5 separate regions of the Mus musculus genome follow, and regions 2, 3, 4 and 5 are each linked to region 1. Evidence: chromatin loops called from intact Hi-C (ENCODE). Cell type or tissue: heart. All regions are shown on one strand. Links, peaks and the distances in the headings refer to the core of each region. The heading gives the core; the rest is flanking DNA. Region 1 has its middle 330 kb from the start of Gm24212. Region 2 has its middle 24 kb from the start of Gm19935. Region 3 has its middle 27 kb from the start of Gm35797. Region 4 has its middle 83 kb from the start of Gm35850. Region 5 overlaps Gm35850 (a long non-coding RNA gene).

Evidence for each region. A loop is a pair of places that touch in the nucleus more often than their neighbours do. Peaks named below come from ENCODE experiments on the same cell type or tissue, not always from the same donor. Only the 100,000 strongest peaks of a DNase experiment are listed, where the experiment ranks them.
Region 2: it touches region 1 in a loop (11-fold over the local background); 27 of 42 quality-filtered maps call a loop at or near these places.
Region 3: it touches region 1 in a loop (4-fold over the local background); 4 of 42 quality-filtered maps call a loop at or near these places.
Region 4: a loop joins it to region 1, with 10 times the contacts of the local background. A loop is called at or near these places in 15 of 42 quality-filtered maps.
Region 5: a loop joins it to region 1, with 12 times the contacts of the local background. A loop is called at or near these places in 21 of 42 quality-filtered maps.

What each region holds. Positions count from the first base shown.
Region 1 is chr8:89,997,333-90,003,738 of GRCm38, reverse strand. No RefSeq gene overlaps it. Among named protein-coding and RNA genes, the nearest start is that of Gm24212, 330 kb to the right of the region's middle. In heart, for the core only: a CTCF peak has its summit at 2,643 (motif pointing left); no DNase peak of the experiment used is centred there; H3K27ac peaks cover 1,360 bases.
Region 2 is chr8:90,790,453-90,796,858 of GRCm38, reverse strand. No RefSeq gene overlaps it. Among named protein-coding and RNA genes, the nearest start is that of Gm19935, 24 kb to the left of the region's middle. In heart, for the core only: CTCF peaks have their summits at 1,335 (motif pointing left) and 2,886 (motif pointing right); DNase peaks (open chromatin) are centred at 1,398 and 2,948; H3K4me3 peaks cover 646 bases; H3K27ac peaks cover 789 bases.
Region 3 is chr8:90,460,693-90,467,098 of GRCm38, reverse strand. No RefSeq gene overlaps it. Among named protein-coding and RNA genes, the nearest start is that of Gm35797, 27 kb to the left of the region's middle. In heart, for the core only: a CTCF peak has its summit at 3,194 (motif pointing right); no DNase peak of the experiment used is centred there.
Region 4 is chr8:90,654,169-90,660,574 of GRCm38, reverse strand. No RefSeq gene overlaps it. Among named protein-coding and RNA genes, the nearest start is that of Gm35850, 83 kb to the left of the region's middle. In heart, for the core only: a CTCF peak has its summit at 2,674 (motif pointing right); no DNase peak of the experiment used is centred there.
Region 5 is chr8:90,704,781-90,711,186 of GRCm38, reverse strand. It overlaps Gm35850 (a long non-coding RNA gene), which reads left to right. Exons shown (of 5, transcript XR_879078.1): 5 at 38-1,728. Among named protein-coding and RNA genes, the nearest start is that of Gm35850, 33 kb to the left of the region's middle. In heart, for the core only: a CTCF peak has its summit at 2,477 (motif pointing right); no DNase peak of the experiment used is centred there.

The DNA of each region.
Region 1 (6,406 bases), core at 506-5,505:
AATCTTTAGAAATGAAAAGATAATGATTAATGAATGCTTAATAGGGTAACAAAGAGCCACTTTCCTTTAGATAGCTTCTATAAGGGACAATAGCTCAGCAAGGCTTCATGGCTGGAGGAGGCGTAATGAGGCCTTTCTAGAGCTACCTCTTTAGAAGTTAGGCTGGTGTAGGAAGAGGGTCACAATCCACTCAGCCCAAGGCAATCCAGACTTACTGCTCTCCCACAACAGTTACGGATTATACCCACCCCCTTGCTCTCATAAGTATCCTGGTTTGAGATGACATGGTCACTCCATGATGTGCAGGAAGCTCAGACCAGTACGTCCATTTTACAGACTGGTTTCTGCTGGTCTTCTCTTGCTTCACAGGTAAATGGGGAACATCAACAAAACTCTAAGCTTCCCTCCAGAAACTGCTGTCCATTTCTGGGCAGGGCTGGCAGTCAGAAGTAGGCAGAGGTTGCCTTTCCAGTTTGGGAATTAATTGGTAATCCATGTTTCCATAAGCTTTGTTTGTTTATGCTTAGCAGACTTAAAATCTAAACCCCAAAACTCTTTTCTTGTCTTGGGGATGTGTAGCCCAAATGCTAGCTAGAGCCTGGAGCAATAGCTTTAGTGCATGGCAGATCATAAGAGACCAGGCATGACTCGGCTCATCAGGACCAACTTGTATAAGCAACTTTATAGACTCTTTAAAAAGGAATTGCACGATGTGATAGCAGAACATGGTAAAAATTTCCACCTTTTAACTCCTCTGTTGGATTTACAACATTTCCCTCAAACCAGTTTTATGTGAACCCTTTCAGACCTTGTAAATGGAAGTCTGTGTTTGCATTCATTTATACCCCTGTGCTTTGAAATGAAAAATGTCTATCCTGAGTTACTAAATAAATTGCTATCTGTATTTTCTAGCCACCCCTCCCTTTTACCAAATGCATGTCTGCCTCGTTATGTTTTCTTCCTGGTGTGGGGTACCAAGCCTAGTACCTTTTGCATGACTAGCAATTTTGATACCACCAGCTTTAGTTTAGGTTCTTGTTTTTCTGGTTTTGGTGGGTTTTGTTGTTTTTGTTTTTGTTTTTTAATTCTGTGGTATTTTATAATATGGGTATACTTAAGTATATGGAAATGATTCCCTATTGGTGGATATTGAGGTTATTTCTAATTATCTGTTATGTCTAATTATTAATGTCTCAGTGGATGCTTTCATACTGTCATACATATATGAATTTATGTGAGATAGATTCCTAGAAATAGAATAATTAATTTTATTAGCGTGAGTATATGTGTGTACGAGTATGTGATTGTGGATTGTGTGAGTTTGTGTGAGTGTACATGTTTGTGTGTGTGTGAGTGTGTGTGTGATTGTGTATGTGTGAGTATGAGTGTGTGTATGTGTATATGAATGTGTGTGTGATTGTGTATGTGTGTGTGTGAATGTGTTTGTGATTGTGTGTGAATGTGTGTGATTGTGTGTGTGTGTGTGTGTGATTGTGTGTGTGTGTGTATGTGTGTGTAAAACCCATGCCACAGTGAGCAGGTAGACACCAGAGGACAACCTCAGATGCTGGCCCTCACCTTCCACCTTGTTTGAGACAAGGTCTCCAGCTCACCACTCAGTATAAGGATGTCTGGCTTGTGAGCTTCTGGGGGTGAGGGTGGGGGTGGAAGGCTGTTCTCTTGTTCCCACCAGCCACCACACAGTAGGAGATCTTGGGAGTTTCTTTTTCCCCACTTCCCACCACACAGTAGGAGCTCTGGGATTTCAGACACACCTGTCCTGTGAGCTAGGATCTGGAATCCTGTTGTTAGGATTGAGCACCAAACAATTAGCTCATTGATCTGGCTCCCAAAGCAGGATTGACAGATTTTATTAGCAATTGGTAAATTGACATCTTAAAAGGACTCTTTTCAGTTGCGTGTCAACTTGGAGGGACTTTCCATGATTTGAAGTAAACTTAAGAGTGAAAGCAAGGTTTCAGGTGTAGGCTCTCCCAGCCTATGTGCACCTTTGTCGTCGTTTGGCAGTTATCCCCTGACCCTGCAACTAGATCAACCTGAAGCAAACGGAATCTTACTTATGTAGACACTTGGTCTCCATGACCTTGTGTTTAGGTACTGAGTGATTCCTTAGACTGGGCTACCGTCCAGCCATGATCGGCCCTGATGGGAGAACACTTTTATCCCTCAATCTATAGAAGCTGAATTGGACTTACTGGGATTAGCCGGTACTGATGGACTTGTTCGGCTACTTTAATTATCCTTCCAATGAGAGCTTTTCCCCAGACTGGATTTTGAATCAGAATGAATGGCAGCTGGAGCGAGATCAGCTAAAGATCTCACGGAAAAGGTGCCCAGGAGCAAAAGCTCTAGCCTAAAATAGATAGAAAAGACTTAATTTTCTAAAAGAGAGGGCATTTTCTGAGGATTCACATTAAACAGGCAGAAAAAGAATTGTTTTAAATTGAAGAATTGTTTGTTCTAAAACCAGCCAGACTGTCCTGTACTGAAACTTGCTCCCATAAAAAGCCAAAAGTTAACAAAAGGATGAAAGCTGGGGAAATTGAGGGAATTTGAGAGCCGGGAAGACAAAGGCTGGACAAAATGGTCCTCACCAGCAACATGTCCTCTGCTGCTCTCTGGTGGCCATGTGCGGGAGTTAGGCGTAAAGCGGTCTTAAGTTCGTCTTCCCTAGCTGACCTGTAGTTTGTTCCTCCTACACCCAGCCTGTTCTCTCACAGAAGGCAGAAACAGTGCTGTTTCTGCCGCAATGATGTACACTAACAGTAGAGAGCGAAAACGGAAGGAAGCAGGAGTCATCTGCCACGTAATTCAAGGCAGTCTTTTATGTTCAGCACCAACTGTGCCATATTCTGCGCCCAGTACCGGAGGCGCAGGGCAGAATGAAACAGGACTGCAGCCTTAGAAGAGATCCCAATATAGACGGCAGTGCACAAATAATCGAGAGAGCCAACCGTATGAGCAGCAGTTGACAAGATGTAGGTTCTTGATAGCAATTCTCAAGTCAGATTGACATTGCTTGCTGAGAGCTTCCATTTGCTCCCAAATAGAAAAAACAACAAAAGAAAACAAAAACACCCCACATTCTTGTTTTAGAGTAGAAATGATGTTCTGGGGGAATGGATGTTTTCTTTCTTCCCTGACTCTGTTAAACACTGGATTTGGGACGCTGACATGGCACGCTATGACAGTTCAAAGTTGAAGCCTTGGTTTGAAGATGAAAGCCAAACTGTGTACATGAGTTTTTTTATTCCCCAGCAAAACACATTGCTCTGTGAACAGCAGCAGAATGCAAGGCTCTGTGGAGGCTGATGCCACACCACGTGCAGCAAGGTCAAAGATGGTCACCTGGCCTTTTCTGTGGGGATCACTAAGGGTGCAGGTTCCTCCCCTGAGTAATTCTAAGAAGCCCTCTGTATTCAGGGATACCTGGTGGAGCTAAGAATTCTTGCTCTTGATAAAGCTGTAGGGTTAAATTTATAGGAACTAATCCATTCTTTGTGTTAACCAAATAGCCATAGAGGGTTGATGTTGGTATAGAGCTCTCTTACCAGTGTGTAGACGTGCGTGTGTGTGTGTGTGTGTGTGTGTGTGTGTGTGTGTGTGTGTGTGTGTATGATGCAAGAACCTGCATCCCATCCATTCCGGGTTTTCTAAGGTAAGATGGCTCTTTTGTTCCTTTTCCTTGTGACTCACATGTTCAAAACTCCCCTAACATGTAAATGATAAAATGGCCACTCAGCCTATGATAACACCAGAAAAGAACACAAAGACCGAGCTGCTCTCTCGCTCTCTCTCTCTCTCTCTCTCTCTCTCTCTTTCTCTCTCTCTCTTTCTTTCTCTCTCTCTTTCTCTCTCTCTCTCTCTCTGTTTCTCTCCCCATCCCCAGGGTTATCAAGGAGATGGTAACATCCTGAAGCTGGTGACATATTGTCATGATAGAGAATGCGGCCATTAAAGAGGAAGGTGACCAATGGGACACTGTGAAGGCAATGATGCATGAACTCCTGGACCCAGCCATATTTGAACCATTACATATAGGCTTAATATTCCAGTTATGTGAACCAATCCATTTCTCTGTCTATTGCTCAAATCAACACACCCTGCGCATATCTTAAATAAGTTTAAATATCTTAAATAATCGACGGGGCTTATGTAGAGGTGGGTTTCTGTTCCCTACCTTCATGCAGCTGTAGGCTTGAGTGATTTCCATGGGTACCTGCTAGTCTGGCTATCATGCCTTGAGAATTATTGGCTTAGAAACCTTCTTGTACTTTCTCCTGCTTATTACCTAAACTAAGTGGCTTGATAGCAGAAGACATTTCCTCATGGGGGTGAGGGGATCTTGGGGAAATTACCGGAAGGGGCCCCATCATTTCGGGACCCATCTTAGTAGGTTTATTTTGTTTTATTTTTTTTTCTGCTCACATCCTACCCCCCTTTGTGGTTAGAGGCAAAGCCAATAGAGTAGGTGACAAATGATCCCGAGCAGCAGGACTAATGCGTGTTTTGTCAAAGACTTAAAACGCACGCATTGAGAAAATGCACATTTTTTTTCTTCACTCTGATCCAGTCTGTCAACAAAATGCTTTTCAGGAGAAACATCAAAGCCATTTCATCTGCAAATTTCATTTTTTCCCCCGGAATCCCTTAATCTACACTGTTGACAAAAATTTCTGTCAAGTGCCTCAAACCATTGTATTAACAAATCTCGTTTTGTCAATCATGATTTAGGCTGCTTGCAAATGCGTTTTGCAATATTCCACTCTATCCTGCAGGAAGAATAGCTCACAGTCAATGCCTCAATCTTAATACTGAAAGCGAATGAAGAAGGAAAGGAGAAGTGCTGCGGAGCCTGTTCGTTCAGCTTCTCCTTTGGATGTCCCCATGCGTTTCAAGTAAGGGTAGCGCGTCTGAAACCTTCCCTTAGCAATGTGCGGCTGGGGAGACTGAGGCCATGAGCTGCTGAAGGTACATGGTTCCCATTTAGTGTATTGTCTGTGAATACCAGCCTTGCTGTCTTTTCCTCTGAGACAACTCACTGTGCCTACCACTGGTGGCTCCCACACCCGTTTCTAATACCCTCCCTGATTATGAATTCAAGAGGATGGTGTGCGTGCACATATCAGTGTGTTTAGATTTCAGTGTATCTTTGCTTCAGCTATCACACCATGGTGCCGAAGATGGTCACCACTGTCTGTCCAGCTGCTCAGAGAATATCTAGGGGTTTCTGCTCAAAGAGGAAGCTATTTGGGGTGAGCTCAAGCTTGAGACATCTGTCTTCTGCTTGGCTTATCTCTGAACTCTTCATAGTGGGATGGCAGAGAGGGGATGTTGCAGGGGTCCCTAATAGCGCCTGACATATGAAGTTACTAAGTTTTCTTGGTGAGGGATGTCACTATGGCTACCAAATTATGATGGAGTAGACACTAGTTACTGCAGAAAACAGGTATGTTAGGTTTAAGTGTTAGGGAAATGTGAATCCTGACTCTCTCAAAATAGCTACTAGATTTGAGATGTCACTGTTTATTTTTGTCTCCGAGTGTCTCCTCATCAGCTTAATGATGCTAAGAGAAGAGTATTGGGCTTTTAGGAAGAGCCAGGGAGAGAAGCTTATAAGCTTGAGGTTAGAACGATGGTCAAGCACAGATAACATTGACGGCAAAGAGTACTGTTTCAGAAAATCCTGGCTACCTCGGAGGAGGTAGATTCTTCTGTGTTGTAAGCCAAAGAAGACTGGTGATGCAGTATGGGATTGTGCCTCAGATGGCTTCAACCCTGGCCTTCTATCTGGCCTAACCACGAATTCCTAGGGACCAGATAGGTAGTGTACCCTCAAAGGTTGATATGCTATGCACATGTGAGTTCTTCCTCAGCTTCTTGTGTAACGATTTGTGGGAACCCAAACAGGAAGAGGTGAGCACGCTAGAAGTCAGAAGGCTGGCCTTGAATAGCAGGCAGTAGGAGGCACTAGCAGGAAACAAGAGGGGTCCTTCTGAAGCCCAAGGGAGAAGGCTACACCAAGGCTAACTATTGTTTGATCCCCACCACCAAATCTTGCTTCCATTCAGTCTATCATATATGAAGAATGATTTTATCCTCAAGAAGGTTTAGATCCAGGCAGTGTCTAGGGACCCTGGTGACTGCCACTCTGGCATAGTGGCTCTGACTTCCATCTATAAGTCCCATGTTCAGTACTGTGACAGGGCCAGTGACTTCTGCATGCCACCATCCGTTCCTTCCTGCCTGCCTGAAGCCCTCCACAAACTTCTCTTCTGCCAGAAAAACTATCCCAGTCCCACCTCACTCTTCCCAAGGCCTTCATCGTCTCCACAGCCACCCAGATCCATGCTCTTCCCCATGACAAGTGATGTGCCACTATCGA
Region 2 (6,406 bases), core at 905-5,904, 790 kb before region 1:
AAGAACTTTCTCTTCTTCAGTTACTCACAGTACTTTATTTCCTTCCTGTCTTTTTTAGTTTTAGACAGTCTTCCTCCGTACAGCAGGCTAGCCTGGAACTTACTCTCCTTCTGTTGTCACTTCCAAAGTGCTGAGATGAAGCCCACTGTCCTTTCTGTCTCAAAGCCCTTTTGTGTTAAGGTCTGTGACTTACAGGGAGAAATATTTCCTGTGGTTCATGGATGAGACAACAGGACAGTGGGTTTCCTTTCTTCAGACCTGAACAGTTTTACTGTCATGTCCCAGGTGAATGTGGTTTCTAGGTTCCAGTTGTTTTGTTTTGTTTGTTTTTTTAACTTTCAGAAAAAGTTTACTTTGTCAAGGTCAGAAAAGCAGGTCAGAAATGGAATCTTCTGCCAAGCTTGGTGTTCTGTAATCCTACCACTTGGAAAGACTTAAGGCAGGAGGATTATAAACTTGAGGCCAGGAAGGCAAGAGAAACATACAAACTCCCCAGAGACACAAACTCTTTAAGTCAAGAGGAACATTGTGGTTTTTGTGCCTCCTGTGTGGTCAGCTCTGAGAATGAACTGGCTAAATCCTTGTTGGATTTTCAACTGGCAGAAGTAAGGCAGGGTCCTACCCAGAGACCAGAGGACGAGCTCCAGTCTAACTTCTCGAAGGAGAAAAGCTTAAATCTGTGCCTGATAATTACGAAGGGCTGAAAATGTGTGTATCCATGTGAGGATGCGTGTGTTTTTGAAACAAGGTCTCTAGCTCAAGCTTCCTTATATATCCAAGGATGAACTTGAGCTAGGTTTCCCTGCCTCCATCTCTCCTAAGCACGGTATTCCAGGCACCTGCCGTCACGCCTGGATTATTTACTGCACAAATGAGTACAGTGACCTGGCTCTTGTAGCCCATTATCCTGAATTTGTTCATAACCACCCTGGTACTTTTCTTATTTTCCACCCCTGAAATCTGCTCCTCTGTTCCCTGCCCCAGGAACTGACTCCAACACCCATCTGTTTATTCAAACAAGAATCTAAAAACATCCCTGACGCATCCCTCTCCTCTCTGAGCTGGCTGCTGTGTGCAAGCCAACAGGAAGCCAACACTCTCTACAATGTGACTCTTCTTTTTCTGCTACAGTCAGAGCGGCCATGACACCATCACCTCGCACCAGAATTGCGTTACTAATGGCTTTGACCTGCTCTCCTCTGATGCTATGGTCCAGTTTCAAACCCTCTTCCACCTGCCGGTAGTGGGGCTTTTTCAAAACAGAGATCTAATCTTGATCAAAGTACAACAAAACAGAAAACAGGCTCACTGCTCTTTGGCACCACCTAGGGGACAGAATGGAACAGAGGCAAGGGATGGTGGGGGTGGGGTGCGGTGGGGAGAAGGAAGTGTGGGCGGGGCTGGCCCTGCTTCCTCCAGGGGCAGGGTAAAAAGAGTGAAAGGCTGTAGGGTTTTTAGTTTCTTCCGGGCTGGACATATTTGTATACACAGCTCCCTGTCCTCCACGCAGGTCTTTGATGGCTGGGGTCTGAGGGTTTCCAGCACCCTGGGCGCTGTTTCAAAACTTCAACTATCTGGTGGAGAGTCAGGCAGGAGAATTTACCTTCTTGGAGGTAACATCTGCCTGCAGGTTTAGAGCAGATTTAGGAGCACAGAACAGTCACTAGAGGGAGGAAAAGGCAAGCGAACAATTCAGGCTTTCTTAGGTCTCCAGGAGGCTTCTCCTGGAGCCACACACTGGAATCACCCAGGGAGACCTTAAAAACCAGAGATGCTCATCCTAGCCCTAATGATCTTGCTGGCTGAGGTTTTGACTAGATGGTCCCAAGGGGCAGCCAGGGTTTACAACCGGAAGCAAAGAAGGAAGGAGAAAGGAAGAAGAGTGAGGAAGGGAAGACAGGAAGAAGGAGGGGGCTAGGAAGGGAGAGAGGAAAGGGAGAATGAACGGTTCATCTTAATAAAGACAAAGATTCACACGAAGACCACCGTGTAGTCCTCCCGTCTGTATTCCCACCATCCCAGGCTCCAGTGTTTGACATTCCAGCCACACAGCTCTATGTTCCCTTCTTCAAGCTCATCCTACTCTCCCTGGACACAGAAGTTTTGACTTGCTAACTCCCTGGCTTTTTGCCATCATAGCTCTGGTCCCTCACCCTTCATATTTTCACTCTCACTTTCCCAGGATGCCTTTCAGGACGCTCTAGGGCATCCCCTGTATCCTCTGCAGCACCATCAACTGCACTGAACATTTGACTAGAACTTTTACTCTTAGTCGTTCTAGCTAGGGCTTCATGAACATAAAAGCTACATTTTAACTTATTATTTATATATAATATGTTAATATAATAACATGTAATAAGTTTATAAAATATACTTAAAATGGAACACGCACACACACACACACACACACACACTTAAAATAGAACACACACACACACACACACACACACACACACACACACACACACACACACACACACACACACACACACACATACACACACACTAGGTTTTCCTTCTAAAGTCCAAGCTAGCCTAGAACTAGCTATATAGACCAAACTGGCCTTGAACTTGTGATTCTCCTGAAGAGGGCCTAGCTTGTGGGATTGGCATCTGGTACATGAATGCACAGGTAAGTTTATTATTATTGTGCTGGGGGAATAAAACCTGGGATCTTGTGTATGCTGGGTAAGGAAGTGCTCTATCACTTAACTATAAGTCCAGCCTTAAGGTATCTTAAAGCTACATATAGAAATAGATATGTCGAATACATATAAAGCTAGATGAAGTTCCACTGAGCATTGGATACATTTGCAAGAATTTTCTTTACAGGTTTTGTATTTTAAAACTCAGTAGCAAAAAAATGGTGTGGAAAGATCAGCATGGGGAGTGACCACTAGAGGGCAGGAGAGGCAAAGAGATGCAGGCCAGCCTGGCAGCCCTGAGCATGGATGTCTTGCACATTCTCAGAGCAGGGATTTTGGGGCCATGGAGAAAACTCTGGAATCCAGAAGCCAAAGATGTCTCCTTTGTAATCCCTCGTGTCGTGTGCAGAGAGACAGCTTGTTGTCACCTTCCTTAACTGTGCTGAGCAGACACAGCCAGGATAGCAAGCATGAGCCATTTTAGGAACACTCAGGAATGTCAAGAAGACGCTCGTCCTAGAAGTTGCATAGACTGGCTCTCAAGAACAGGCAAAAACTGAGGATTCAGAGCTATCTATAGTCTGAAGCTGGGGGCCTACTTCCTTTCTCCCGTGTCAAATTGTGCTCAATGCCCCTCCCACCTCCCCCTCCCTTCCTCCCTTGGCACTGGGGATCAAACCCAGGGCCTTGTGCATGTCAGGCATATTCAGTTGCTGAGCTGCATTCCTCCCTGCTATTTTATTTTCCAGACACAGTCTTGCTATGTTATGTAGTCCAGGTTGGTCTGGAACTCTTGCATCAGCTTCAGGTTCCAAATTTGAGGATTGCAGGCAGAGTGCCCTTCTGTGATCAGCTCGGCATACGATGACTGAAGCAATGGATCTGAGAGATCATGGACCAAACTCTCTGGAACTGGCAACTGACAATAAGCCAAAGTAAGTCCTCCTCTTCCTCCTCCTCCTCTTCCTCCTCTCCTCCTCTTCCCTTCCTCCTCTTCCCTTCCTCCTCCTCCTCCTCTCCCTCCTCCTCCTCCTCTCCCTCCTCTTCCTCCTCTTCCTCCTCCTCCTCCCCACCTCCTGTCAACTTGGCACAAGCTGGAGTTATCACAGAGAAAGGAGCCTCTCTTGAGGAAATGCCTCCTTGAGATCCAGCTGTAAGGCATTTTCTCAATTAGTGATCAAGCGGGGAGGGCCCATTGTGGGTGGTGCCATCACTGCACTGGTAGTCTTGGGTTCTATAAGAAAGCAAGCTGATGAAAGGACCCAGATATAGCTCTCTCTTGTGAGACTATGCCGGGGCCTAGCAAACACAGAAGTGGATGCTCACAGTCAGCTATTGGATGGATCACAGGGCCCCCAGTGGAGGAGCTAGAGAAAGTACCCAAGGAGCTAAAGGGGTCTGCAACCCTATAGGTAGAACAACAATATAAACTAACCAGTACCCCCCAGAGCCCGTGTCTCTAGCTGCATATGTATCAGAAGATGGCCTAGTCGGCCATCATTGGAAAGAGAGGCCCATTGGTCTTGCAAACTTTAGATGCTTCAGTACAGGGGAACGCCAGGGCCAAGAAGTGGGAGTGGGTGGGTAGGGGAGTGGGGGGGGGGAGGGTATGGGGGACTTTTGGGCTAGCATTGGAAATGTAAATGAGGAAAATACCTAATAAAAAAATTAAAAAAAAAAAAAAGAAAGCAAGCTGAGCAAGCCAGGGGAAACAAGCCAGTAAGAAACATCCCTCCATGGCCTCTGCATCGGCTCCTGCTTTCTGACCTGCTTGAGTTCCAGCCCTGGCTTCCTTTGTGATGAACAGCAATGTGGAAGTGTAAGCTGAATAAACCCTTTCCTCCCCAACTTGTTTCTTGGTTATGATTTTTTTTTTCAGGAACAAAAACCTGGACTACGACACCCCTCAAGGTAATGAGTCTTTGATCTGAGAATTTGATGTCCTGGGTACTGACTCCTGTACTGACTCCTGGGGCCAGCCTCCCTCCTCTGATTAGCCCTTCAGGATGAGGAGGAAAGCTCTTGGCAATCTCTAAGGTTCTTTTGTATCTGTTCACCGTGGACCATGGCTATGCAGTGCTTGGCAAACCAGTGGTGAGCAGGGCCTGTTGGTTCTACAAAACCATGAAGCAGGAGGCATAGGCCAGAAGACCAAGAGCAGTGGTTCTCAACCTTCCTAATGCAGAGACCCTTTAATACAGCTCTTCATGTTGTGGTGACCCCAGCCATACAATTACTTTTGTTGCTACTTCGTAACTGTAATTTGGTTGCTGTCATAAATCAGGTTGAGATCCAGAGTGTAAGTCCTGCCTGAGTCATAGAGCAAGATGCTGTTTTACTGCCCACTCCCACCCCCAGGAATAAAACAAACAAGCAAACCAACAAGCCTGTAGGTGCCTGGTGCAGCCTTGGTGGCATATTTAAATGCTCTGTGGCTGAGTGTGGTGGCACCCAGTGGTATCCCAGCACTTGGGAATGCAGATGCAGGAGAGTTGCTTATTCAAGGCTATCCTGGACTATACAGTGAGAGTTAGCTAAGAGAGAGAGAGAGGGAGAGAGAGAGAGAGAGAGAGAGAGAGAGGGAAAGAGAGAGAGAGAGAGAGAGAGAGAGAGAGAGAGAGAGAGAGAGAGAGAGAGAGAGAGAGAGAGAGAGAGAGGAAAACTTCCATACTTTCCACAAATTACTTCACTGCAAATCCTGAATTAAGAATCTGCCTTCAGTGCCGGGCGTGGTGGCCCATGCCTTCAATTCCAGCAATTGGGAGGCAGAGACAGGCAAATTTCTAAGTTCAAGGCCAGCCTGGTCTACATTGTGAGTTCCAGGACAGCCAGGGCTACACAGAGAAACCCTGTCTCGAAAAAACCAAAAACCAAAAAAAAAAAAAAAAAAAAAAAAGAATCTGCGGGGGTGGGTGGGAGGGGCTGGAGAGATGGCTCAGTGGTTAAGACTGCTCTTCCAGTGGTCCTGAGTTCGATTCCCAGCAACCACATGGTGGCTCACAACCATCTGTAATGGGATCTGATGCCCTCTTCTGGTGTGTCTGAAGACAGCAACAGCATACTCACATACTTAAAATAAATAAATAAATCTGAAAAAGAGGAAAGAAAGAATCTGTGTTCAGGGCTTGGTTGTGGCTTGGTGTTATGTGACAAGACTTTTTTTGGAGACACAGAACACACATATCTATTTACTCCAAATAGGGAGCCTATGACAGACCAAAGTAGAGATACCATCCAACTTGATGAACCAATGAGTTTTACTAGAGTTGTGTTGCCACAGTTCATTAACCCGCTCTACTCTCCCTGGCAACAGCAGCAGCAGCAGCAGCAGCAGCAGCAGCAGCAGCAGCAGCAGCAGCAGCAGCAGCAGCAGCAGCAGCTCAAGTTCCTCCCTACCCACCCCAAAGCTATGGATTCTCAAGTGAAAGACACACACACACACACACACACACACACACACACACACACACACACACAGCCTTATATTTAATATACCTTAAACAGCTCAATGGCTGGCTGGGCCACTTCACTCCTCCACTTTGCTAGCACATTCCCCCCTCTGATATTCCAAACTTATTACTTACTAAAACCTATATTCTATCCTGGCTGCCCCAGACTCAGGCCTGCAGCCCTCCTGGGCCACAATCCCCCAACTCTTACATGTTGGCAATCTCTCTGTCTCTCTGTCCAACACTTCTCAGGCCTGGACCCTTCTCCTTCCCCTGCATGGTACCTTCTTCTCCTTCCCTGGCATGGTGCCT
Region 3 (6,406 bases), core at 582-5,581, 460 kb before region 1:
GGCTCTGTTCTGCTATGGATACCTCCATCCATGCCCCTGCCACTCAGATATAATTCTGGGTTTCTGAAAGCATCCATGAGTTCTGCTCAGAGTTACCCAAGTGTTATTTCTATTGCCTGGAACACTCCCTGTGATTCCATCAGACTAGATAATTTTTCCATCATATGACCCCAGGATACTTTCCACTCGGCCTTTATAATCTATTGCTTTCAATTCTCCTACAGCAAAGCTAAGACTAGAATACAATATGGTCACAGAGTGTTTCAGGGAGACTGAGGAAGAAGAGAAGCAAGAGTATGTATGTTAATGAGTGAATCTTGAGTTTTGGAACCAACTCTGGAGACCCTTGAGATATTCTAGAAGCTTGGACAGGGACCACCCACTTTGCTTGTACATAAATTACACTGGGATGCATCCAAGATCATTTGTTTATGTATTGTTTGGAGTAGAACAGTTGTGACTAACTTCAAGTATTTATTTTCTGCCTCTCTTAAAAAGGCCACTGAACCTTGCTCTAGTACATATCTCAGAGTTTCATACCAAGAAGCAAAGATGCAGGGTATCTCTTCTCTCACAGCTTTAATTTCTAGGACCCTTAGAATGAGTTATTGGTTGCATACATGAGAACTGGGGTGTAGAGAGATTACATATCTTTGGTGGGTAACAGAGGCATCTCTGCACAGATCTTTAGCTACACAGTTAAGGATCGCTGAGTACGAATGAATGGTGATCCAGGAAGGAATGAGATAACAAAGGCTCAATGAATCACGTAGAACAGGAGTCAAGCTCAATACATGCATGATCGTGAGCAGAAATAAAGCCTCGAATCTGCCCCTTGGGTAGAATTGCTGGGAAGGACAGGGCCTCAGTGGGAGATGCTCGCAGGTACTGCATGGGAGGCAGAGTGGACTGAGTGCTCAGAGGGCAGCTGTCCAAAGCTGAAAAAGATTCTGTAGAGGTGGGTGAGGGAGATGGAGCCCAGCAGGGTGGGCCTTGATTGGGTAACAGTCCTGCATCTTCTTCTGCAGAGGAAGTATTGTTCTAGGAGAGCACACCCCTCCACCCTTGTTTTCAGAAGCTCTGAATTCTATCATAAGGTATCACTCAGTCCATAGTGGTTGTGTAAATGGCAGAATGGATCAAGCAAGAGGAGAGCCAGGTCCAGGTCAAGGGACGTCTTACAGTGTTTGAGCTCTTGTCCTGCAATGTTTTCCTTAAAAGTTAACTTTGACAACAATAGCAACAACAATAATACTTGCTGCTATAGTAATCTGTGCCACACACTTACTCTATGCCTACCAGTGTGCAAACATGATACAAATAAAACTTGACCTGCCATTACTTCACAGAACAAAAGTTCTCATCGTGATTTTTACTGAGGTTAAGCGGTCCCTGAGAGGTTAGGGACTTTGTCATAGGAAACAAAGCTTTTAAGTAGGAGAATAGAGAGATTGAGGACAGACTGACTCGATGATCTATGGCCATGAACCAACGAGTGCATTGTCTAGGTGTGTGTCGTGTGGGAATAGAAATCAGACCTAAAGCACTGATTTGAGTTTCCTTTAAACCTCTGGATGTCTTAAATTTATGACTACTCTTTATAAAAACTCTTGGTTTTCCTTAGGGAGAGTTTTACCTGCAGAAGTTTAGTTGAGTATTAGCCCAAGATTTAGGACCAATGTAATAGGTAGAATTATCCAAAGTCACTGATGTCACCAAAGAAAGAGCAAGAGTCAGCTCAATACTGTTACACACACACACACACACACACACACACACACACACACACACACACACACTTCTCAACCCCCTAGTCTCCAGTGATCCTAGAATGGTTTACTTAATCATTCCAGGGGTGGCTTTGAACCAGAGATTCAAGTGCAAATAGTTGGATGGGGAGAGGGGCACAGAGCATTACCTAGGAAGTGGACATGTGACTCAAGGAAGAGAAGATGGCCAATAGAAGAGCATCACTAGCCCAGTGTGGACAGTGAGTGACTGGAGCTTAGCACCAGAGAGCAACATGGGCTAGCACAGGCATCCTTAGGGTGGTCCCTTCCCACCCCACTGCCCTGAGAGCTGGGATCTTTGTGTAAAAACTCTCAAGAGTCATCCAGTAAGGGCTCCTTGTGGGCTTACATATTCCTCCAACTTTGCCGCCTGCTCTGCAGGGATAGAGAGATTTTTTTGGAGTTCAGAAGAGGATCCTGCTGGAAGTTGCCATGGTCCCCTATAGCTATGGCTGGCCACAAGTAGTCTTGGGGTAGTTTTCAGGAAAGGCCTATGTTTTCATCCAGGTTCCATCCCTGAAACACTGACTTGGAGTAAATTACTAAGTTACTCTAAAGCTGTTTCTATTTCCTACAAATTAGAAACACTGACTTGCAGGGCTGTTATGCACTTTGAATATGTTGCATTCACTTGAGTGTGCTATGTATGACAGCAAAAATTCAGCCTTTTACTGAGTTATAGTTATTTTCATTATTATTTAATGTAATGAGTCCAAGTGGAGGGAGAAAGACTTTGGGAAGCAAGGCTGGTCTCAGTGGTGCTTAAAGTGACTTGACAAGGCCAAGCAATTCAGAGCTGTCAGAGAACTAGCACGACACAAGGTTTCCATAGGCTTCTTCTACATTTCCTCCTCAAAAAGGTCAAACATACGCTGTGAGCAGAACATTGCCTTCAATCACTTTCAAAGTAGCAATTTGCCAGAACATTTTTATTAGCTTGAAACTTGTCCAATCTGCCAAGGAATAATAGGCTGCGGTGATATGCATGAGAAGAAAGTCCTAAATGAGCCCGGCTAGCAAATGACATGGATGCCCTCATTGCACATAATTAAATGTGTATGTATGTATGTAGCATGTATGCAGGTATGCTGAATGTGATCCTGCAAACAGAGCTGGTGCTCTCAATGGGAGTGTTCATTCACGTGGGCAATTGCCAGAGAGAGAGAGAGAGAGAGAGAGAGAGAGAGAGAGAGAGAGAGAGAGAGAGAGAGGCAACTAGTGTGGTTTAATAAGTAGAGGATGGTGGGGCTGGGATGTATCTCAGGGATGGAACATTTGCCTAGCATGCTCTAGGCCTGAGTTTGGTCCTCAGGATGACAGACAGCAGGAGGTAGTGGGGACATTTTTCTTCTGAGAAATGGGTGACTCTTTAGCTTGGAAGCCAGCAGGAATGCACCAGCAGGTGGCAGGCTGAGGAGGGAAGATCAGGAGGTAAAGGTGCAGATTAGAAGAGCCACCTGTAGGACATTTCATGAGCGAATCAGAGATGACAGGGTGACTCTCCTAGACTGGATCCCCTGGGTATGTTCTTGGGGGACACTTCTATAGGACAGTAAGGAAGGAAAACAGAGCACAGGGAGAAGCTGACACCTGTAGGGGCTAAACCGACGCCTCAGTAGGTCTTATGGGGGCTCTGAACAGTTGCATCCCTTTAGAGATACCTCAATAGGAGCTAAGCGACACGAGCTTGTCTTTAAAAAAATAAAAAGTCCTTTATAATCATTATGAAGTCCATTTACCAGTGTAGGAGGCTAGAAGATGTTATTTACCAGCTTTGGTCTTGATTTAAAAGCTATACATCTATAGATATATAGTAAGTGGTAGTCTACATGGTCCCACCCTACCCAGCCTTAACACTGGATACAGTATCAAGGGTGTGTGTGAAGTCCTCACTTTGCTGGTGTCTGCACCTATCTGACGTGGGCTCTACTAATAGTACCTTCTCTTTCCCAGTCTGTAAAGTGGACTAAACCCAGACCCTGAACATCCTAGGACTTGTGCACAAGACCAAGCAAGAACCGGGCACACCCACGCAATGGTGCTTGAAATTCTAAACAAATTTACTAGATTAAAAAAAAACTCTCTTTAGCTATATTTTTTCTATTTTTCTTATAACTTTTGCAGATGCAAGCTTATATGCTCTGATGAAAACTCAAGTCCCCACAGGTGCATCTTATACTTCTTCAGGGCTAGAGTAGAAGTTTCTTTCTCTATTCCTTTATATTCCCCTTTTCTCTTGTCATATAGAATATTCTTCTGTTCATTTCAGCTTAGCACAAAGCTACCTCATGGTTTCTGGGGCTCACAAGCCTTTACTCAGAATCCTCCTCCAAACTTACTGGCTATTGGCTGAATTCACTGCCTTGCATTTGAAGGTCTGTTGTCCCATTATCCTGCTAGCTCCTGGCCAGGAGCTGCAGCTACTAGGGTTGCCTGTGGTTGTTGCTGTGTAACTCCCAGGCTAGTGTACAGTGTTGACATTTACTCCAATCTGGAGCTAGTTGGTGGTTATGCGTCAATCTGACTTCCTTCCTAGCAACTAGTGAAAGAAACTCTGATTTTAAAATGCTCCTATAAGTACCTCAGGCTCAAAAGATAATCTCTCTTTGGCCAAAAACTATAATAGTCACAGGTGGAACAATTATATCTACCTTTTAAGGGGAAAGCATTTTTTTTAAACAAGAGGAGGGTCTCATGAGCCATAGAGTTCTCCTGCTTTGCCCTTCTATTACCTGAGATGTATCTCCCATGAAAAATTGTGCCACAGAGAGTGATTCCTAGTTTAATTTTCCCACTTAGTTAAGGAACAGTCATGGTGCCTGCATCCTTTTAGCTTGGAAGACCAAAGCAAGGTGTGTGTATGCAACCAGATGTTCTGCTCGCTCTTGCTCATATTAACAAATACATGTGCCAGTGGGAGACTGCACAGCGATTAGAAGTGGTACATAGGTTGAACCATAAGTTGGAAACACTGGGCTAGAAAAGAAATTGGTTTAAATTTCTTCTCTGAGTATCACTCTATTGGAAATACTATAATGGTTAAAAACAGAAAGCTTCTATCAGATAACAAGGTATCCCATACGCCTCTTACATAGATGCCTCTCCACTTTAAAACAAAATCCAAGGGGAGAGCCAGACCCAGAGACTTAAAAGGGTAGCACCATCAGAGTAGCATTGGACGGCATTTTGGTTTGCCTTGTGAAACCCAAACTCTACTATCTTCAGGAGGCCTGCTTGTAAAGGATCATTATGGCTGGCCGGCTTGGTGACTGTTTGGTGTCCCCCTTCTCATATACTGAAAAGAGGAAGGATATGGGACCCTAGCCTGAGTATCCAGCCACCCCTCCCAACCAGATGCAGGCATTTCTGTCTTGATTGCAAGTGGTCTTGAGCCTTTGGGGTTAACTGTTGAAAAATATAGGTGGGAAAGGACTAGGAGATGAGACTCTGTCTCTGCAGCTAAGGGAAACCTCTCATCCCTGCTGGGTAAAGGGTTCCACTCACACTCCGGTAAGTAGCCACTTACCTATATCCTATCAGGAAGACCAATAAATCCATAGGTCCCTTAGGGTGAAATTTGGTGGAATAACAATCCTTGGCTTGTTATTAGGACCTTAGCAGGAGGAGTTGGTGGTATTTATGTCTTCCCCTGGGAAGCAATCTTAGCAACAGTCTGCTTTCCATCCTTCAAAGTTATGGAAAAATGATACCAGTTTCCCTATGGCACTAATCAAAGATTGTTTACCAAAATTTATTTGAGAAAAGATCATAGAGGTGGTTTTCGAATATGGAAGAGTCACAGCTGTCACATGTGAATGCTAGAATTTAGGAAACAGAGTCTGAACCCAGGGGCAGCAGGTTACAGAACCTAGGCCTATCCTGAAGCAGCAGTGAGATGACACGGCGGCTGGTATTTGGGAAAGAAGGGAAAGAATGAGTGGCATGAGAACCGGGAGCTTGGCTTCTTATACTGGCCTGCTGTTCACCAGCCCTGTGACCTAAACCGTTCATCTCCCTGTCAGGACCGTACTAAAGGGTTCAAAGCCAGGCAGGTGAATCCCTGTGGGTTCAAGGCCAACTTGGTCTACACAGAGTTTCAGGTCAGTGATGCTCTGTCTCCAAAAATCAAACCGAAGCAAAAGAAAATGAAGTAAACAAAGGGTTCAGTCTTGATCTCTAGTGTGTCTCTTCTCTCCTGACCTTCCTTCTGTAACTGTGTCGGTGGGACAGAACACCACACAGAAAGTCTCCATCTTTCTGAACCACATTTTAGCATGTAGCCATGAAAGAATAAATATTTCTCAGCTAATGGTTGATACCAGGCTTTCTCAGTGCCTGAGCTATGATACACCACAGTTCCTGTCAATTCACTGTAGGATGTTTTCCAGGGACCCTGGACTCTACCCACTAGATGCTCATAACAGTCCTCCAGTGTCATGCCAATAACCAAAAATGTCTCCAGACATCTCCAAATATCCCCCCAGGGAGCAAGATTGTCATCTCTGTGAGTCAGTAATTTAGAGACCCTCTGCATGTCATCTGTGCCAATGCTTCTACGAGCATGGTGTTCCTTTAACCCCACTGAACAGCACTTCTAGATTACAAGGCACTTTCCA
Region 4 (6,406 bases), core at 590-5,589, 660 kb before region 1:
GTGATGGACATGGGGGCAAAGGGTGACAGGTGCTGAGTGTCATGTAATCTTCTATGACTCCTTGACTCTTTAAATATATGCCTTTATATATTTGATAATCATAAAATTAAAGATAGCTTTGTAGAGTATCTGTTGTGTCATGAGGACCTCACAATAAGTTTTTATCATTATTTTTCTTATTCCTAGTGTGCTGAAATGGGCCAGGTGTGAAAGGGAGAATTTTCTTTAAACTTTTGAATTTAAATACTTTAAAATTTTTCTTTAAAAACCATCATCATCACCACCACCACCACCATCATCATCATCGTGATGGACATCCAGGTGCTACAGCCTGAGTATGGAGGTCAGGAGGAAACAACGTTCAAGAGTTGCTTTCCTCTCCATCCTCTATGGGATCCTGCCATCAAATTTAGGTTGTCAGGCTTTAGTGGTATCTTACGGGCCCAGGAGAACGTTTCTGGATGTAAAACAACTCAAGCTGTTAGCTCAAACCCATTTTCTGTATGATGATCTGACTGTTGAACTTCAGTGCAGAGGTGGAGGCCTATGCCCTCTTTAGAATTTAGGAGGATGAAGCCAAGTCTTCTACAACAGATGTCCTCAGTGTGTTTGGGATGCCACACTTCATTTCTTATGACTCTGTTTACCCTTCATACCACTGTGTCAGAACAGCCCAAGAGCGGAGTCATGTGAGAAATCTGACTGCTAGTGAGAAAACTCCAGCAAAACAAGACGAGAGTCTTGTGACCTCGGTTTCTTCAAAACACAAAATTGTTCTTGAAATGTGTTTTTGTGCTCTTCCCAGGTGCAGTGGATAGGAGTGAAGTTACCTCATGTGCTGTCACTCATGTTCCTCAGGGGAAAACATGCTTTTGCCATGTGAGGCATTGTCCTTGTGATTGGACACTTCACTCAGGTGACTCTTCTTAACCCTCAGCATATAAATTGTCCGATGCTCTGAATAAAGTTGAATAGTTGAATCTTGGATGCGACTTTATTTTGCTTCATTTTTAGGTCCTGCTCTCCCAGGTTCATGACACCAGCTAGGTGGGTAAACGGCATTGATGCTGTGGTTATCTTCACTGGGAGGTTGGGGAAGGGTCTTGGAAGGGTTAACATTGTTCCCCATCACACAGTAAGGGAGAAGTAAGACTGGGAGTGGAGCCCAGCTTTGAAAGCCTAAGGCCATGCTAGCTCCTCTGCTCCTCCCTCCTCCTCTCCACCCCCAGCAGCAGAGAGTTCACAGGCACAATCCGGAATGACAGCCTCACAATGGAATCATGCAGAAAGTCCGGATGTGTGGAGGACTGGCAGGGTCCAGCTACATCTGTGTGTTCCTGCCAGTGAACAGACCCTTGGGCTGGTGCCCTGGTTACAGACCAGGGGGCTGTCCTTTTGTTCTTGGGTCTGCAGAGCCTCTACTCTCAACAGTTTAGCACCATAGAGCCAACACACTATTGTTTAATCTCACGGATCTCTCCTGACAGGACAATTTGTTCTCTCTTCACCCTGGAGAGATGGGTGAAGGCTAAATGTAAACAGAATCTTCGTCCTACTCAAAACAAAGTCAGAGCTTTGACTTTGAGCTAAAGATGTCACAGGCCACGGAAGGAAGTAAGACTCTGAAAACCACTGAGATTTCTGCCTTACCTTTGTACAGCTGGCCATACTTTTTTCTTTTTTTTTTTAACTTCACTTCTGTCCAGGTGATTTGGAGCCTACAATGACTGGGAGATTTAGGGGTCCCTGGTGCTACACAAATCTAGATGTCTATTGCATTTATGTTTTGTGTATATTGTATGTTGTTACTGTTTATTTGTCTGAGATAAGAGTCCTGCTACGCAGTCCAAGTTGGGCCCCAGACTCACAATCCTCCTGCCTCAGCATCCTTTCCAGCTTCCTTCTGAGCTTCTATGCGTGTAGCACTCTACCTGCATTTTAAAGGCATATTATAGAAATCGTGGCATGTGCACCAGTCAGGATAAACTTGGAAAGGAGATGGTACCTTGATAAAGGTTGTCAGTGTGCATTTTTGCTGTCTGAACTTGTTTTGTTTTAACCAAGGTGGGTGTAGCAGGAAGGGAACTCTGGGAGAATGGTGAAGTACTTCAAGCCAGCAACAGTGAGGAGCTCTAACCACCATATGCTTAAAGGGCACCAGACCTTCAAGAGAAAGTTATATAGAACAGCTGTCTGGAGTTGCTGAGATTATGGGCAGTGGTGGTGGCAGGGGAAAGGGGAGACAGTACCTTCCAAATGTACTGGAAGGATGGAGCCTGGGAATAAACATTTTCCTATACCTCCTCCTCCATCACCAGCCAGTGCCTCCCCTTGGGTAAACCTGACTAGAGGGCAGAAGGCCAAGGGATACATAATAAAGTCCTATAGGTTGGCTCCCCTGGACAAGGAAGAGGGTGGAGACAGATGGAGGGTAGGTTTGGTGAAGCCAGAAAGAGACACTTAAATTCGGGTTCACCTGTGGCTCCAACTTGTCTGTTCTGGTGTAGGCCCTCTGTCCTGCTTCCTTTGTATGCCTTTGTCACCTTTAGATCCAGTCCTGCAAACGGTGCCAGCTCTTCTCAAGGATATGAGCACTCTCAGCGAGTATATTTTTATTGTGAAGACATCTGCACCTTCTTGCCAGCCAAAAACAACATATGGAAGCGTTTCCCACATTTTCACCAGGGGGCACTCACTCCTTTCCCATGGATAGCTAGAAAGGCTTTTTTTTTTTTTTTTTTTTTTTTGCAAGTATTTGCTAGCCAAAATAGAATCCTTTTCTGTGGGCACAGCGACTGTTGGAACAGCTCTGTCCTAAAGTGATTTCTATGTAGCTAAACACTGTTTCTGTTTGAAAGACGACTGGACCCTGGGACGATTTCTTGGTAAATGTTTAGGGCCCAGCTTGCACACTGCCGGGAAAGTGTTTGGGTCTAAATGCTGTCTTATTCTGCCATTAAAATGAACAAAGCCAGAAAGACTTTGAAAAGATAATCGGCATGCCTAATTTGTAGGTGCTTAAAAAAAAAAAAAAAGCAAAAAAACCTAGCTGAAGGCCAACCAATCAAAGCTGGTTTTGAAAAACCTCTCTGTAGGGATTGTCTTGTACCCATCCCCATGATTCATCCTCATGGATAAGTAGAGGGTCCTGGGGGAAAGGTGTTTTCTCAAGTATAAATTCTTCCAAATGGAAAGACATTTGTTTGCTATCATATCAATCTATTAGCTGTGAGAGTGACACATGCTTTGTCAAAGGATCCGTGCAGTCAGCCAAGCAATATAGCTATGTACGAGGAACGGGCAGAGGGAAGGGGGAGGAGGGGCTTGCTTCTGTTAAAAATGAATCATGGATGAGACCGGGTAAAGACAAATATGGATCTCTGATCCCTTTTAAACGAGCATTGTCTTATACCTGCAGGGAAATACAAAGACTTATTCAAATGTACAGAGTGGAGAATGGTGGGAAAATTGGTTTCTCTTATCCTATTGGAGGCTTGGCATGGAAGGTATTTGATCTGTCAAAGAGTCAACCAGTCAGTCAGTCATCAAAGGGTAGATTAAAACTGGCTTGTGCCCATGAGCGGAGTTTGTCCTTAAGTCTGGAGTCTGTATGGTATGATGGAGAAGAACAAAAGTTTTGGCATAAAGTCAATCTGGATTCAAATCTTGGCTCTGTCACTTATCTACAATCTCGGGGAAATTCAGTTAACCTCTTGAGCCTTTCTGACATATAAATGGGGGAAATTATATGATCTACTTAATGGACTCAGGGAAGATTAAGGCAGGAACCCAAGCAAAGTTTCTGTTGCATAACAATGAGTAGTGGTAGGTATCATCATGATCTTAATAACAAATCAACCCCATTCCGAGTACTTACTGTCGTTCTATAACAAGGAAACAATCACATGGGTCGAAGTAATTTATTACTTGGCTTTTTTCCCCCTTCAATTAACTTTAGTAGCCAACTATGGTACTGCTAATTAGTTATTTAAAAAACAACAGCTGTTTGAGTGAGTTTACTGTCATAAAAACACAGGATCTTAGAGCTAGGGAGACTAACAGATTCATTTCATCCAAACCTCTTTTAACATGAAGGGAATCCTTTAAAAAAAATCTTTAAAATAAAGCCAACCTATCTGCATAGCCATAAATAGAAAGTGTGGCCAAGACCCACAGTACCTTCCTGGATGAGGACAAAGCTGTGTTTTACTCGATAGCCCTTCCTCGGAAATCAGTGCTTCCCGACGATCAAGGGGTGTTATCTCTTTATTTTCTGTATTCCAGCTACTGTAAGTTTATTTTCATTACTTCCTGTTGCTTTCTGAAACATGTTAGAGAATCTTCTAATCGAGCTTGCAATGAGAAATTAAAAATAGTATCCAGAGTGGTGGATAGAGTGCAATCCTTATCAAAATACCAAGGGGACTACTTCCAGAAATAAACATGCTAAATGCGCACGTGTATGAACACACACACACACACACACACACACACACACACACACACACACACACACACACATACACACTCCAGTCAACCAAAGCAATACTGAGAAGGAAAAGTGAAATTGGATGCATCCCACTTCCTGACTTAGAATTATATCACCAAGTTATACTACTTAAAATAACACGGTACTTGGTCTACCCAATCTTAAGATACATTCCAGTCCATAGTAATTATTAAAAACATCATGGTTCTACCACAAAAATAGACATGTAAATTAGTGTAATAGAACAGAGGGCGCAGATATAAGTCTACACAGTTATAGTCAGTTGATTTTGTACAAAGACGACAAAAAGTGCACACTGGAGAAAAGACAGCTTCTTTAGCAAGTGACTCTGGGTAAAGTGTATGTGTAGCATGTAGAACAATTAAGCTAGATCCTTATCTCTCACCCTGTACAAAAATCAATTCCAAGTGCATTGAAGACCTTAATGTAAAACCCCAGACGCTGAATACCGGTAGAGGGAAAGGTAAGGACTATGTTACAAGAGGTTGGCATAGGTATGGACTTTCTAAATAGAAACCTGGTTGCCCAGAACATAAGGTCAACAATTGACAATTGGGCTTCATAGATTAAAAAAATACTTCTGTACAGCAAAGGAAACAGTTGTATGAAAAGGTAACCTATGAAGGGGGAGGAAAATCCCAGCCAGTTATATATCTGACAGAGGATTGATGTTTAGAGTATGTAAAAAACCCAGAAAACTAAACCCAAGCAATAAATGCCCAATTAAAACAAAAAACAAAAAACTTTGGAACCAAATACAACGTTCTCAAAAATGGCTGGGAAGTAATTTTAAAAGTGTTCAAAATACCATTATTCATCATGCAAATGCAAATTAAAACTATTTTTGAAAGCACCCCAATTAGAATGGTTATCACTATCATCTTGAAAATAGCTGCCAATAAATTCTAGTATTGATGTGGGAAAAGGGGGGAGTTCTTACACACTTCTGGGGGGACTGTAAACTGCTACAGCCACTGTGGAAATCAGTGTGGACATTGCTCAAAAAGCTATAGAGCGACAATGTGACCCGGCTACATCACTCTTGGGCAGATAGCCAAGGAGTCTGTTCCACTACAGACACACTTTTTTTTATCCATGTTCATTGTTGCATATTCACAATAGCTGGGAGGTTGAATTAGCCTGGATATCAGTCAACTGATTCATCAGTTGAGAAAATGAAATTATATTCAGTTGTAAGAAAATGTAATTATGAAAATTCCAGGTAAATGAGTGGAGTTGCAAAACACACTGAGGTGACCCAGGCCTGGAAAGACACACAGTGCACGTTCTCTCTCGTTCATGGATCCTAGTTTTGAATTTTTACATTTATATGTTAAATTCAGAGTATTTGTTGAAGCAGTGAAACCAAAAAAAGGAGGGGAAGCTTGCAGTGTGGATGCTAGGAAAGTAGAGAGGGGATATGGTGGGAGCCAGAAGGTTTAAGCAGAGATGGGGTGGATTTTAAAAAGTGATTGAAAGGAGGGAGCCGACAAGGTCGACTAGTGCTGCATCTAGAAGCCATGGTCTGTAAAACAAAAGCCCAGTGCCGAGAGTGGGATACTTCTCCTGCCGGTTGGCCCCGGAGTCATCAGAAGTCCCCCAAACAATGTTCGATTTGGTCATTCCTCTTGGTTGTCCATAGAACTAGGTGATAAGACCCTATTGCTGAAGGTATTACACACGTTGGTTGCAGGATATAGAGAAACCAAGCTGGAACTGGAACTGAGTTGAAAGTTGAAAGTTTCCTCCCCATTTACGAGTTTCTACGGTGCCAGAAGGCGTTTCACAGGATGCTAGGGAACAAAGACATTTAGTGGTCCTACCGCAATATGAACCTACCAGTTACAGAAATGATCTGCCAGGCAAGATGTACAGGCAAAACGTACACACTACAGC
Region 5 (6,406 bases), core at 480-5,479, 710 kb before region 1:
CTTTTCTGGTTTCTTGCTTGTTTGTTTTTTTTGGCAGGATCTCACTATGTAGCTCGGCCCATCCTGGCTCTCACCTGATCACTATGAAGATCAAGCTGGCTAAGAATGGCTTTACCATGGCTGGCACGTCTGAAGTTCTTAAGTGTGTAATGGGATGGACAGTCTTCATGGCTAGCTTGGAGTGTTACTTGTCTTGTGGGTCAGAATTGCCACAGTGGGGAAATGTAAGTGAAAAGCAGACCCTCTCCTGCCACCGCCCCTGCATCTTCAGCACGGTAAAGAGTCAGCTAAGGAAATGGAAGAAAATGCCAGTTGGCAGAAGCTAAGTGTGCTGAGCTGGCGGCCCCAGTTACATTGTCATTCATTTTTGATGAATGGAGAACTCAGGCCTCTGTGAACCCAGATGGATTCTGGTAGATGACAATGGAGTTCTCTAACCTTAGCTACGAAGCAGCTACTACACCAGATGTGGCATCTTCACTCGAACAGATAAATAACTAAGGACATTAATCTGCTTCCAGAAAAAAAAAAGACTTTCCTCCAGCACAGTCAAGCATCAAACACTAATAAAACACAGGGAGGGTCTACGAGGATGAATAAGAAACCTTGCAAAGCAATCAGAAAGCAGTAAGTTCTGTTCTAGAAAGTTCCATTCTAAAAGGTCAATGTCTTCTTCTGTGCAGAGACCAAACCATAGTCCTGGATGAATACTCGCAGTGGCACACTCTATACCATGTGACCCAGTGCCTTTGGCCAGCTCAGTTGCACCAGAGGGTCTGATCCACGGTAACTGACCTCACGGGGGGCCAAGGGATAGGTGATCTGGTGTGGAAACACGACAACGCGTCAGATCTCATTCTCCACTCGGGAGCCTGGATTGGGGAGACGGAAGCTGAGCTGGCTAGCTGTCATGCACAGGGGAGTCAGTGTGAGAATGTCACTGAAGACGCATTGAAACAGGGAGAAGAGGGGATTGTGGGAAGAGAGGGAGGGGACTCTTGATGCTTCCTGGTCATCCTGGACAGATTTCTGGGGACCCTATGTGCTTTTGTTCTTACTTTTAGGCTCCGTGAAAGCCCTCTGAGGATATCCCCTGGTTGAGTTAGAGTGAGTGGATAGGGAGAGCTTGCCTAGCATTGGAGCCTGCGGGGTACCACTTCTTGTCTGACTTTACCACTAACTCTCTAGTACGATTAGATATTTTCTATGTATTGCTTTCATCTTTCTTCTTAGGCTATGAGGCAGTGTTCTGTGTAGTTGAGGAAAGGTTAACCTTGGTAGTAATAATGTTATGAATAATAATAGTTCATATTAACTCAACTTTTACTGCGTGCCAGGCACAGTGTTGGGCACTTTACCCTCGCTATGTTCAGCAGGAAGGGACTCCCCTGGGAATTGCTGCTGTAGCCATTGTTGTCAATGTGACCTGACTTCCTCTGCTCTGACTGTACAGCCACAGGAAGTGACCTGCCACACACAGCTGGTGGAAGGACAGAGGTATCCACTCTTGGGGTAGTTATCTTTTTCTTCTCAGCAAAAGTGGTTCATACACACTAGTGAAAATTTGAAAACATCTAGAAGCAGAACTACAAAAACAGTCCAATATTCTGTCCACTACAGATACGTTGTCAATATTGTGCTGTCTGTTCCCCCCCCCTTTGCTTTGAAAGCTTTACAACGTCAAATCTGAACCCTTTTCATGCCATTAAATGTGCTTCTCCTATGTAATTCTTTTGGGTAGTATATTTTCCTTCTTTCTAAAAACATTTTATTATATATGTATATATATATATATATATATATATATTTTTTTTTTTTACTGTATAAGTTAACTTACAAACAACAGGCTTTGCATGGGACTTCATGCATATTTCATTTTGGTCAACTCTCCCCTAATTCTTCTCCTCCCTTTTCTCTGCTGCCCCTCCTCCTGGCAGGAGTCTGCCTTCTGTTTAGTTCTAAAGCTTTCCACGATCGCCTTCTTTAAACAGTTACTCTCCCTCCCTCCCCCCTCCCTCTCCCCCCTCTCCCTTCCTCCTCTTTCGTTGTCTCCCCCTGACGGTTCCCATATTCACTCCCAACCAGGTATGCACATTTAACAGCTGGAGCCAGGAACCATATAGAACAGACACTAAAGGATATTTGCCTCCAACATAATTTTTAAAGGACGGTGCAGTACCTTTTATGTGACAAGTGTAATGGTTCAGGTGTTATAATCAGTGGGGCAATGCATCCTGGGAGTGTGCATCCTGAGACTGTGAGACTATGAGCACTCTTGCCAGCGTCCTGGTCTGCTGGCTGTTCTAGAGTTTTTTCCTCTCAGAAGCTCTGCAGCTTCTGATTATTGGTGCCTTCACATCAACCTGCACTGAGTCTCCTGTTGTGGGACAACCCGGCAATGCCTTATCTCTACCAGACCCAATTCTGGGTTGGATGCCTTTTAATTTCTCTGCACAACACTGGAATCTACCAGCAGATGGCGCTGTGAGCAAGTGCATCTGCTGGGTGTGATTTACACAAACCCTGGAAAGCTTTAAATATTTATCCACAAAATTCAATAAAGCCGTTCATCAACTCTAATGCTTAGAATTTGGTCAGCCCAAGAGAATATTTTAATATCTTGCCCGAAGTTCCACAATCCTCTGCTGCACAGTGGGTCCTTTTGTGGGTCAGATTCCTGTTTGATTCTTGTCCGTGGGAAGGATTTCCTGTAGCAGGCCTAGGAACCAGCTACAACATCTTGCTAGGTATTGTAGGGATGAATCATCTTCCCTGCTTGACAGGTCTTCAAGGTTAGATAGTAGGTCTGATCTTTTTCCATTTCTTCAGCCTTCAGTAAGTGTTTGATGGAAGGAGGTCTTCCATGAATATATCAACTCGTGTGTGTGTGTGTGTGTGTGTGTGTGTGTGTGTGTGTATGGTGTGGGGTGGCATGTGTGTGTGTCTATGTGTGGTGCATGTATGTGGCATGATATGGGATGGGGTATGTGTGGTGTGTGTCTGTGTGCATGTGCATGTGTGTATGTGTGCGTGCACATGTGTGCACATGTGTGCATGTCCCTCCAAGGATACTGCAGTCAGGATATATGATGTGCCCTAAAGGCTCATGTGTTAATGTCTTGGCCCATAGGGTGGCATTACAGGGACATAGGACTTGGGCCTTAGGGATTTGTCCTGAGGTCCCTGGGGTTTGTCCACGAATGGGCAGTGGAACCACGGCCTCTCCTTCTTTCCCTTTGGCCGCTGATTGATGAGGTGATCAGTTTTGCTCTCTCATGGGCTTCTGCCAGGTTGTGCTGCTTTACTGTAAGCAATAGAGCCAATAGGATAAGCAATAGGATCATGAGCCAGAGCAAAGCTCTTCTCTTATGTTAACGATCTCGGACATTTCATTATAGCGATGGGAAGCTGAATCACATGGGGCGGGGTGATGGGGGTTGGGAGTCATCTGGTTGTCACAGCGGTGGAGTGTGTTGATGGGCAAGGGTGCTGAACATGCAGGGAATAACAACACAAATAACTGTCCCTATCGCCCTTTGTGTCTATGCACCTGCTTGGCTTCTTCCTGGCTGGTGATGTCACACAGACCATAGCCTTTTTCTGAGCCTCAGGTTTCCTCATTGGTAAAAGGAAGACACACACTCTCTCCAGATTAACCCAGAATTGTTGTGGGTTTCAAAGAAGTGACATACATTGAGTCACTTTTTGCAGCTCACACAGCATATCTTACATACGATGTACCAATTGTCTTTTGGTCCATGCTAAACCTGGTTTTGTTCCCTTTGACACTGTCCCAGGCTAAGGCCTGAGACTCACAGGTGGGACTTACACTTGCTCTGACACACTCATCAATACCTCAGATTGCAAGCTCTACTGTCGTCCTGGTTGTTTGTAACCCGGATCAGAACACTCACTCCTTGGCTCCTTATTTTCTTCACGTCTATGTGCAACAGATGGCCGCCCCTACTGAAAGTCCCCTGGAGACCTCCCAGCTCCCATGGCGAGAGAGCTGTTGGCTTTGAGGCCTTGCATACTTCCATCTAACACTTTCTCATACTTTACACAGCGCTGTCTCATTGCTCAGCATATAAAACTACCAGGCTGTTTCCTAACTTGTTCAGTTAGCTCTTGCTTTTCTCTCTAAGCCAGAGTTCTCTTTGCCAGGTATCATGTATCTTTACATCCCAGTTGGGATGCCCCATCTCAAGGAAGCGTCTCCTGTGCTCCTTGTATAATTTCTCCTATTACCTTGTATGATTTTTTTTTCATATGTCACCAGCACTCTCTGAAAAGGTTCCTTTTAGTTCACTGTGTTTCTCCATTTCTGGTGTGAGGATGTTTCTACTGTGAAGGTAGAGTTGTTACTGTAAGGTCCCTAGATTCTATGAGCTTAGCCATGGTTTGCTAATGGAAAGAGAGTAAGTAGTTCACTTTCTGGGTTTCTCATGGCGCTGCAGTAAACGTTCTGACCTGGCTCTATCATTGGAGGGTTTGACTAGACCTGGAAGATGGCATCCAAAGGGCTCACCTCTAACGTTCCCAGAAGGAGGATAGCTTAGTTCCTTGTCATATGGGCCTGTCTATAGAGCTCACAACACTAAAGCTAAGTTCATGTAACACATTACACACACACACATACACACACATACACATACAACATACACACATATACATATAACACACATATACATATACATACAACACACACATACACACATACACACACATACACATACAACATACACACATATACATATAACACACATATACATATACATACAACACACACATACACACATACACACACATACACATACAACATACACACATATGCATATAACACACATATACATATACATACAGCACACACATATACACATACAGACATATACATATACATACACACACATACACATACAACATACACACATATACATATAACACACATATACATATACATACAACACACACATACACACATACACACACATACACATACAACATACACACATATACATATAACACACATATACATATACATACAACACACACATATACACATACAGACATATACATATACACACATACACACATACATACACATATACATACAACACACACATACACATACACGCATATACATGCACACACACACACACACACACACACACACACACACACGGCAAGGAGAGGGAGGGAGAGAGAACAATTTGATGCTATCTTGAAGGAAGGCATGCTGCAGAACTGGCAGATATACTTTACAGCTACCAGGACATCAGACCCGTATATGAAATGTCTGCCATTGCCTCCTGTGATATTCTTGGTTCCCAGTTGGTGGAACTGCTTCAGGAGGTTCATGAAGTTGTGGGAGATGGGCCCACCTATGTGGGCATGACTGATATTGGATCTGCGATCCCTTCTATCACCGTCCTAGGGTGATCGGTTCTGCCTCCACCCACTGCCACAGTGTTCTACCCTACCCAGCAGACCTCCACACACTCACTGCCACAGTGTTCTGTCTCACCCAGCTGTCCACAGACTGAACCTCTGAGACTCTGAGCCAAGATGAAGCCTTCTCCTTGAAAAGCATCCACCTCAGGTATCGGCCATGTCAGAGAAGAGTCTGAGACGACACGAGGTTCTGGGGTCAGGGTTCTCATTGGGATACAGTCGTCCCATTGGGCTTCACCTAACCATTTGTAGCTCATCAATGGTATCATGGAGGCAAGAGGTGAAAACGGGGTGGGGGTGGGGGTGGCCACACGCACCTTTGAACCAAACAAGCCTGAGGACAGTGGAATCGGGCCAGAAGCCTCTCTGCTGTGGAAGGCGGGCAGCTTGGTTCCTGTGTTCTTCTCTCTCCACTGACTACATCTCTCTCAGCGCTGGTGTTTGAGACTGAGTGGTTCAGATACTGCTTGGCCCTCGAGCTACAATCAATGAGACCCCAGTGATAACAGCACAGAGAAACCAAAGCCAAGGGAAACTCTTGCAGAATCCTCGTTAATTGAAGTAATTAAATCAGCAGGAAGCCATCTGAACAATTATCACACTACAAGGAAAAACTCATTTTTGAGCCTTAGTATAAACATCCAAATAAATAGCTATTAGTTTATATTTGTAAATACCAGCAGCCTATCAGGAAATTTGCTAATAGATTTTTAATTAAGGGGAAAGGCTCACTTATAGTGGAGCTGTACGGTCTTTTCTTCGGACCTTCTTGCTGGCTTGAGACTGGTGTCTCGGACACTGGCTTGGTCTCTCTGGCTTAAGTAGCCCATAATGTTTTGGGACCATAGTCTGGGTTACTCCACTGGGATTTGGTTCACTGAAATTACCATGTTAACAGAGGTGGAGGAAGCCAAGGGCTCACTGTTGTAAGAGACAAGCAAGTCCATAGACCAAT